Regions from separate parts of the Homo sapiens genome. Here regions 1 and 3 are each linked to region 2. The links are chromatin contacts, found by Hi-C or POLR2A ChIA-PET in ENCODE. All regions are on one chromosome and are shown on one strand. The core of a region is the stretch at or near the end of the contact, and the rest is flanking DNA. Distances in the headings are between cores, read along the strand shown. Region 1 holds the start of PRKCQ (protein kinase C theta). Region 2 has its middle 12 kb from the start of MIR3155B. Region 3 overlaps PRKCQ (protein kinase C theta).

Region 1 (2,700 bases), core at 146-2,645, 420 kb before region 2:
GGCCTCAGTTTTTCATCTGCCTTCCCAACCTCTGAGGTTCTTTTTAGTTGACATCCTACATTCCCATGATCAGAAGGCTGCTAATTCAACTTTTGGCTTTTGTTAAACCTTTTTTTTTTTTGAGGCAGAGTTTTGCTGTCACCCAGACTGCAGTGCAGTGGTGAGATCTCAGCTCACTGCAACCTCCTCCTCCCAGGTTCAAACGATTCTCCTGCCTCAGCCTTCTGAGTAGCTGGGATTACTGGCACGTGCCACAACACCCAGCTAATTTTTGTATTTTTAGGAGAGACACGATTTTGCCATGTTGGCCAGGCTGGTCTCAAACTCCCAGCCTCAAGCGATCCACCCGCCTCAGCCTCCCAAAGTGCTGGCATTACAGGCATGAGCCACCGCACCTGGCCTGTTTTGTTTTGTTTTAATCGTTTTTAATGTCTCTCTCAAAACAAGAAAAGAAAAAAGGACAAAAAATTACTATTTTACTTCTCAGATTAATCTGATCTTAGTACACTACAGCAACAAAAGTCTTAATCAAGTACGTTTTAATTATTTGGTGTCATCATTGCAAGGAAACCATTCAGTAAGAATATTAGTAACCAGACATATAATTTTCTAACCTGAATGAGAAATTAGTTACATGGAGTATAGAAAAAGAAACCACCCCGTTTATCCTCCCTGTGACCATCATTAGTATTACCCGCAAGGCATAAAAAGTCCTAAAATGACACGCACGGCGGCAACATTACCTTTGCAGCTTCAAGCACAGTAAAGTTGAAAGCAGTCCCACCTTGGCAATTGTGTATAAAACGACAATGTGCAGATACAGGAAAAGTCCCAGGTCCGAAGCCACCTAGGAACGATGACCCCAGGACAGAAGTGTGCCCAAACAAATGCCTGGGGTAGGTCATTTTAAAAGGAACAATGTTTACAAGCCCTTTCTAGCGTGAAAAACAGAGAAAAGAGACCCAGCTCTTTCCACCCAATCTGCTGGAGCGCCGTTTCGTTTTCAGTTGGGCGAGAGGGAGACATGTGGCCTCTCGCCCCTTTTCCTGACTCTGAGAATGTGGCCGGAGCCGGGGCGCTCCTGCTCCGCCTCGCCGCCCTCCCGGGGCTGTCCTGGGCCCTCCGGCCGCCGCCTCCCGCTCCAGTTCGCAGCTGGGCGACAAGTGGCTGGTAAGGAGGCCAGGGGCGGGAGCCTGGGCGCGGGACCGGGGGCGCACGGCGGGGGACCGAGCGCGCGTCCCTGGCTAGAGGTGCCGGGTCCCGGGAGGCCGGGCTGGCGGGGAGGCTGGCGAGCGCCCCCTGGCGGGCACCGCCTTCTAGGCGCACCCGCAGTGCGCCGGGCCCGCCAGCCCCGCCAGCCCCGCCAGCCCCGCCAGCCCCGCCAGTCCCCGCGCAGTCCCCGCGCAGTCCCCGCGCAGTCCCAGCGCCACCGGGCAGCAGCGGCGCCGTGCTCGCTCCAGGTAGGGCCCCGCGCCCCGCGCCGCCGCCGGGAGGGAGCGGGCTGGAGGGGCCGAGACCCGTGGCGAGAAGGGCTACCCGGGCCCCTCGGAGAGCCTCCGGGAAGGGGTGAGGGCTGCCGGGTGAGCAGGCGGAGTAGGAAATGGAACCAAGCGGGCGCAAGAGCGCACCGGGAAGAATTTCCCCGCTGGGTTTCTGGGACGCAGGTCGCACGGGATGCGGGATGCTGGCGACCTTAGCCGGGTGGGGGCCGCCGGCCTGGGGGCGCTTCCTCCTTTCTTCTCCCTTTTCCTTCTCACCTGAACGAAAGGGGGCCTGCGGGGAGGGAAGAAGGTGGAAAGTTTTTGTATTCTTGGTAAAAAAAAAAAAAAAAAATGCGTGAGGAAACATGTTTTCTGGAGATGGTATCCTGTCCACAGGGGAGCATAACCCCTTTTCTGGGAATGTATTGGAGCACGGACGGGGGTGCCATTGCTCAGGCTTCTAAACAAGCCAAGTTTCTGGTCAAGGGCCTGGGGGAGGGGGAGGCAGGTCTTTGAAAGATACCAAAAAAAAAAAAAAAAGAAAAATCTGCGTGCTCATTCCTGTAGCCTCAAGTGAGGTTATTCCCCAGCTTTGAGGGCCAGGTTAACCAAGCAAAGTTTGTGCAATAAAGTATCTTTGTGGTATTGGATTTTCGAGAGCCACCGTTATCAATGGGAGAGTGACTGTTGAATGCTACAGGCGTGTGCACTCCCCCGTGGGCATGAAGAGAGGTCCACGGGCTGGCTGGATTGGGAGACTCCGGTCATTTCTGCAAGGAGAGCGCCACAGGACTGCCTTGTTCCCTGGGCTGTCCTGCCCCTGTGCGGGCTGGACGTGGTGCTATAAAAGATGATTCAGGAGTGGCACAGGCTGAGGGGGACTAGGCTGGAGAAGGTGGAGGGAAGAGGGAGCACTCCGTGCCCTCTTCCTGTCCATGGGAAATGAACCATCTGTGCCTGGTGTCCAAGTCCTTGACGTTCCAGTTGCCCTTTGAGAGCACACCTCAAGCCTGCTGAATTCTTTTAAGAACCACCTACAAGATCTGAGAAGTCCGCCCATGCTTTCTGTCAACTCCGGCCTCTTTGACCTTTTCTTTTGCCAAAGAAAATTCTAAACCACTGGGATTCGTGAGGCTCCGTGAGAGAGGCAAGAAGCCTGGAGGGTCCACTCCGTTGCTCTTTTCCCTTGGTTTGCTCCCTAGAAGCCATGGTCCCCACT
Region 2 (2,700 bases), core at 194-2,693:
GTTTCCCCCCACTGAGACAGCCTGAGATATGGCCTCCTGGGAAGGGAAAGACCTGACCGTGCCCCAGCCAGACACCCGTAAAGGGTCTGTACTGAGAAGTAGTGAAAGAGAGGGGGCCTCTTTGCAGTTGAGATAAGAGGAAGCCTTCTGTCTCCTGCTCATCCCTGGGAATGGAATGTCTCGGTGTAAAGCAGACCAATCCCATTCGTTCTATTCTGAGATAGGAGAAAACCGCCCTGTGGCTGTAGGCGATATGCTGGCAGCAATACTGCTCTGTTACTCTTTGCTACACTGAGATGTCTGAGTAAAGGGAAACATAAACTTAGCCTATGTGCACATCAGGGCACAGTACCTTTCCTTGAACTTATTCATGATACAGATTCCTTTGCTCACATGTTTCCCTGCTGACCTTCTCCCCACCTGTTGCCCTGCTACACTCCCCTCGCCAAGATAGTAAAAATAATGATCAATACTGAGGGAACTCAGAGACGGCCACCAGTGCGGGTCCTTCGTATGCTGAGTGCCAGTCCCCTGGGCCCACTGTTCTTTATACTTTGTGTCTTATTTCTTTTCTCAGTATCTCCTCCCACCTGACGAGAAACACCCACAGGTGTGGAGGGGCTGGCCCCCTTCAGAAGTCTTTCAAATACTTCCAGACAGGGGTCAAGTGTGCCCAGTCCTGCCATGTCTGGGTTAAACATCCCCAATTCTTCAACCATGCCTCCTGTGACTTATTTCCTGACCCTTCACCCGCTCACTCACTCTCCCCAAATTCACCGCAGGCCCTGTTCATGAAGATTCGGATGGAGCCACAGACCCAACGCATACGAGGTCCTCAGGGAGTCTGTGTCCCACACTGGGGGCTAGGAGCGGTCCCCGGGTGCTCACTGGCGGCGCCTCCACCGCGGACCTGCCCCAGCCCCGCATCCACGCGCGGGGTGGGGTGGGCCGCCCACTTCTCCCGCGCCCTCAACCCACAGGGAAACGGGCTGCGCGCCCGGGCCGCCCCGCAGAGTCCAGATGCCTAAATCCCTCCTAGTCTGTTTCCTCATCTGCGGCCTGCACGCCCGCCGCAGCCACACCCAACGCCGGGACGCGCAAAAACACCTGCCGGGCCTATTTCCTCTCGGGTATTATTTACAGCCGCTCCCAGGCCTTCTCGGAAAACATCCTTTGCCGGAAACACAACCCCAGGTCCCCAGAGCGTAGGGGGCCCAGCGCCGGATCCACGCGGAGCTCACGAGCCGGACAGTCGCCGCAGAGCAGGCTGGGGCCGCGCGGCGCACGCCGGGAGGGCGCGCGACAGCACGTGAACGCGGCGTGCCGCACGGCCCGGGAAGGGCGGGGTGCGCGCTGACCGGCTCGTGCGCCGCAGGCAGCAGCCAATCCGCGCGGACCACCCCCAGGCCCCGCCCCCGCCGGTCCCGCCACGCCCCCGTCGGGCCCGCAGCTGCTCCCGGGGCCCGGGACCCAGCTGGCTTAGGCGCCCGAGGTGCACCTGGGAGGAAGCAGGCGCGGGGTGCAATGGAGGGTGGAGGCGCGCACCGTGCCCAGAGCGGGGCTCCCGGGAGCTGATGTCCCGTCTGGCCCCCCTACCTCCCAGCTGGGTCCCCACCTACCCGCCCTGTCTTACCGCCCTCAGCACAGGGACCTGCCTCTGTCCCCACGACGCCAGGCTCCAGGTGTATCTAGGACTAAAGAGTTGACATCCAGTCTATATAGGGTTGTGGGGGGTTACCTTAAAAGTTCCTTTTTGTTATTAAAAAAAGTAATATACACTTGTGCAGTGATTGAGAACAATAGAGGGAGGGAACATAAAATATTCGTGATGGAGTTCCCTTCCAGACTTCCCGTCTCTGGAGATATTTTCTTAAGCCCCAGGAGGCTTGGTCTTGGCCCCCACCTCTGCATTGAATGTCTGATCTCCCTCAACTCGGTGTCATCACACATGGGATAGGGGTCAGAGGTTATCACGAGGAATTTTATGTTGCTAATGAGTACAGCCAGTAGCAAAGGAGATTCAAGATGAAGACAACATTCCTGGGGAAAACACAGAAAGCAAATGAAAGATACAATTATGGGACGGGGGAAGGAGAGGAAGAACTCTGTGCTGCTGGACTGGAATAACTGATCCGTTTGAATTTACAATTTTAAAATGTTTCCCAGCTCCATCCATGAAAAACGCCCTGGAAACACGGACACTCCGGTAGCAAGAAGAGGCACACAAAAGCCCAGATCCAGCCTTCTAAGGACCATCCTCCACTGAAAGTACCCAGGGATCCTTGGAGGAGTGGCTGCTCCCAAGGCCGAGACTGGGAAGGACACAAGGAGCCTGGAACAGGAGTTAAGACAGAGCTCAAAAGCTGAAGGGGGCGTGTCAAGGACACAGCAGCCAGCCTGAAAGGGTTCTCACCCAAACTGGGAGTGGCTTGAGCATCAATTGAGTATGTCAGGAATGGATTCTAACACATGCAGTCATAATTTTAAAAATCCCGGAGTCCACATTGGTACTATTACTACTATTAATAATGATGATGAAATTAAAGCTAGTAAAAGGGAGGATGGGCAGGAAAGAGCTTCTTTACAAAAGAATGCCAACTAATAAATGTGGAAAGAATGACAAAAATGGTAAATAGCCATTTTACGGACACTCTGATAAGTGTTTCACTCAAGAATCATCAATAGATGCTAAAGCTATGA
Region 3 (2,700 bases), core at 181-2,680, 310 kb before region 2:
TTGGATTAAATTGTTAAAGTTTTTAAAGTTCCTAGATGAGGGATATATCACCTATGGAAGGGTGAAAATATGATAAAGCCATTTAGGAAGCTACAAAATGTGAAAATTCCTGTGGACTTGGATTCCGAAGTTCAAGCCCAGCTCTGCCGTTTATCAACAGGGCTCTGAGGCACCCACTTTACCCCTGCCCAGGACAGAGAGTAAGAGTTACAGGCAGAGGGGCTGGGAGCTGTAAAACCAGGGGCCCTAATGGGACGGCACCGTCTGGGGACATAGATGTACAGGATAATTCATGAAATCTGAACCTGAATCTGAATGAGGCTCAAATCAAAAGAATCTTCACAATGAATTTTCTGTGTGCTAGATCAAAATGACTTTGTACATCATCCAGGCTCTGGCATAAATTACTGGCTCAGGGTCTAACGTAGATCAGCATTCTGAGAGGCTGCTGTCTTGGCAAGAGGAAAGAAGGGCTAGCTCTTCTTTCTTTTACTTTTTTTCTAACATTTCTTTGTTGTTAATATTTACATTTTCTGTCTTACAAAGTCTGCAGGGCTTGAAATTGCACGATCCCTTCTCAGTACCCCCTTCAGTGCGGATGCCAGCCAACTTTTGCACTACTAGATTTCCAACTTAGATTTTTAACAGTTTCCATTACTTACATTTTAAAAAGTAAAAAAATAGGAAAATCCACAATAAAATTTGTCTACAAGAAGAGTTGTCATAAATCTTTTAACTATCCACTTACAAGTAGATTTAAAACAATTAGAAAAAAATAATTAACCATAAAACTTTGAAACACAGGGAAAAATAAACACTGAAACAGTTTCCCTCTTTTTAGTTATGCTGCAGTAAAAGAAAGATTAATAACTCAAGTATCCAAAGTTTCTGTGTTCTATCTCTGATAAAACTGTGGAAAAATAAGAGGATTTATTTCTAAAATTTGTTTGGAAAGGAAAGATGCATCTAACACAGTAAGGATGCTATTTCTTTTTAATTTCAAGGAAATAATTTTCCCTTAAAAATTAAAAGTGAACTAAAGTCTACCTTCCTCTGTGTCTCCTTTGAATTCTGAAAGGCCGATCTGTATTCTGACATTTAAGTAGTGTTACTATTTCACACCTAAGTAGCTCTAGATCCTATAGGAACAGCTCTGTCTCTGGGTCGTTCCCTCAGGTTGGATTTGAGGGCAGGCCGCCGTGGTTTTGCAGGCCTCTGAAGAGAGGCCTCCCAGGGTGATGCCAAGAGGCAGAACGCTAGTGTTCCTGGATTCACATCACTGCCCTTGACTCCCACACTCCCAATATGCACCAGTTGAACATTCTTGGTCAATATCACTTTGAAATTTTTCTTTTATGAAAAAGAAAACTGAGTTTCACTTTCTATTCATAGAACACACAAAGCTCTACTTCCGGTTATGGCTTCAGGGCATGAGTGTGTGAGTTACTTTGAACAAGTCACCTAACATTTCTTTGTGACACTGGTTCTCCTTTTTTGCTTCCTAAGGATAACGTGAAAAATAATAATAATAACAATAATAGCACTTGCAGAGAAGTTTGGATCTTTTTTGGAGAAAGTACCATACTAACTACAAGATATTATTATCATTTAAAATTAAAAAGAAAAACTCCTTGAACTTGATACTTTTTAAAAAGTATGTCATCCTGGTATTTCCATAGTTTTAAGGCAAAATCCATCTAAGAAAGTTTTTAATTTCAAGCATTTTATTCAGAAACTGCTTCATCTGAAGCTCTCAAAAATGCTGCAATCCATGAACCTTTCAGTTGAGCTAGGAGCCCTGGAAATTACCACAATTGTAGCAAAGAAAAGAAAACCCACGGAAACCACATCCTTCCAAAGACGTGTCCCTGCACTAAGACAAGAATTAACTTTTCATGCTGCCCCCATCTGTAGTGACAGATAAGCCTCTTTTCTTTAACGTCCTCTGGCGGCGTTCTGATCCTGAGAACGCTTACACGTTGTTATTTCAGAAACTGGGGATCACTCAGACATTCTGCAGGTTCCCCTGCTATGTAACCAAACTGTGATTTGGCAAATGTTAGATTTTATAGCAAATTTACAAAAATGAGTCGATTTACAGCTGTCAACCTGAAATAATCAAAAAGGCCAGAATCTAATTTAAAGAGCATTTATTCAAACTCAAAGTTTGAGGATGGCCCACCTGGAAACACCCCAAAAGAATGAAGTCAGAGTTGTAAAGGAGGGAACTTTAGGGTTTCCATAGGGAGAGACAGAGGCATTTTTAGCAGGATTACATTTTTTCATACAAGGCTGGTGCATAGTTCCAGGAACTTGGTTACAGGCAGTGTTTCTTTTTGGGAAAGGGACATTTAACATCTTTTACAGAGTGTGCTATAGTCATGGGTTTTCTGTCATCTGGTCTAAGGAAAATAGGACAAAAAAAGGAAAAGGTAATCTTTAACAAGATTCATTAATTAAAAAGGCAGGAGGCGGCCAGGCACGGTGGCTCACACCTGTAATCCCAGCACTTTGGAGGCTGAAGCGGGTGGATCACCTTGGGGTCAGGAGTTTGAGACCAGCCTGGCCAACATGGCGAAACTCTGTCTCCACTAAAAATACAAAAATTAGCCAGGCGGGGTGGTGGGCACCTATAATCCCAGCTACTCAGGAGGCTGAGGCAGGATAATCACTTGAACCCATGGGGCGGAGGTTGCAGTG

What was found. A loop is a pair of places that touch in the nucleus more often than their neighbours do. ChIA-PET counts read pairs that join two places held with the same protein, here RNA polymerase II (POLR2A). Pooled maps may share reads with other maps.
Region 1: a loop to region 2 is called in a pooled map, with 3 times the contacts of the local background. The contact joins the promoter of PRKCQ here to the enhancer-like site in region 2. A Hi-C loop is called at or near these places in 4 of 50 pooled maps. POLR2A ChIA-PET finds 5 or more read pairs at or near these places in 3 of 52 experiments (HEK293, activated naive CD4-positive, alpha-beta T cell and naive thymus-derived CD4-positive, alpha-beta T cell).
Region 3: a pooled map shows a loop between it and region 2 (4-fold over the local background). The contact joins two enhancer-like sites. A Hi-C loop is called at or near these places in 1 of 50 pooled maps. POLR2A ChIA-PET finds 5 or more read pairs at or near these places in 4 of 52 experiments (PC-9, activated CD4-positive, alpha-beta T cell and activated T-cell).

The regions. Positions count from the first base shown.
Region 1 is chr10:6,578,971-6,581,670 of GRCh38, reverse strand. It overlaps PRKCQ (protein kinase C theta), which reads left to right and starts at 1,395. Exons shown (of 18, transcript NM_006257.5): 1 at 1,395-1,460. It overlaps PRKCQ-AS1 (PRKCQ antisense RNA 1), which reads right to left and starts at 1,246. Exons shown (of 2, transcript NR_036503.1): 1 at 744-1,246. RefSeq lists silencers at 984-1,133, 1,144-1,393.
Region 2 is chr10:6,162,419-6,165,118 of GRCh38, reverse strand. It overlaps a transcript of PFKFB3 not described here. Among named protein-coding and RNA genes, the nearest start is that of MIR3155B, 12 kb to the right of the region's middle. RefSeq lists an enhancer at 697-806 and a silencer at 1,217-1,696. Within about 2 kb of position 1,443, at least 30 of the 41 ENCODE cell types and tissues checked have a DNase peak (open chromatin) inside an H3K27ac peak, as active enhancers do.
Region 3 is chr10:6,472,786-6,475,485 of GRCh38, reverse strand. All of the region lies in intron 12 of PRKCQ (protein kinase C theta), which reads left to right. Among named protein-coding and RNA genes, the nearest start is that of PRKCQ, 110 kb to the left of the region's middle. RefSeq lists an enhancer at 1,307-1,486. Within about 2 kb of position 1,430, at least 7 of the 41 ENCODE cell types and tissues checked have a DNase peak (open chromatin) inside an H3K27ac peak, as active enhancers do.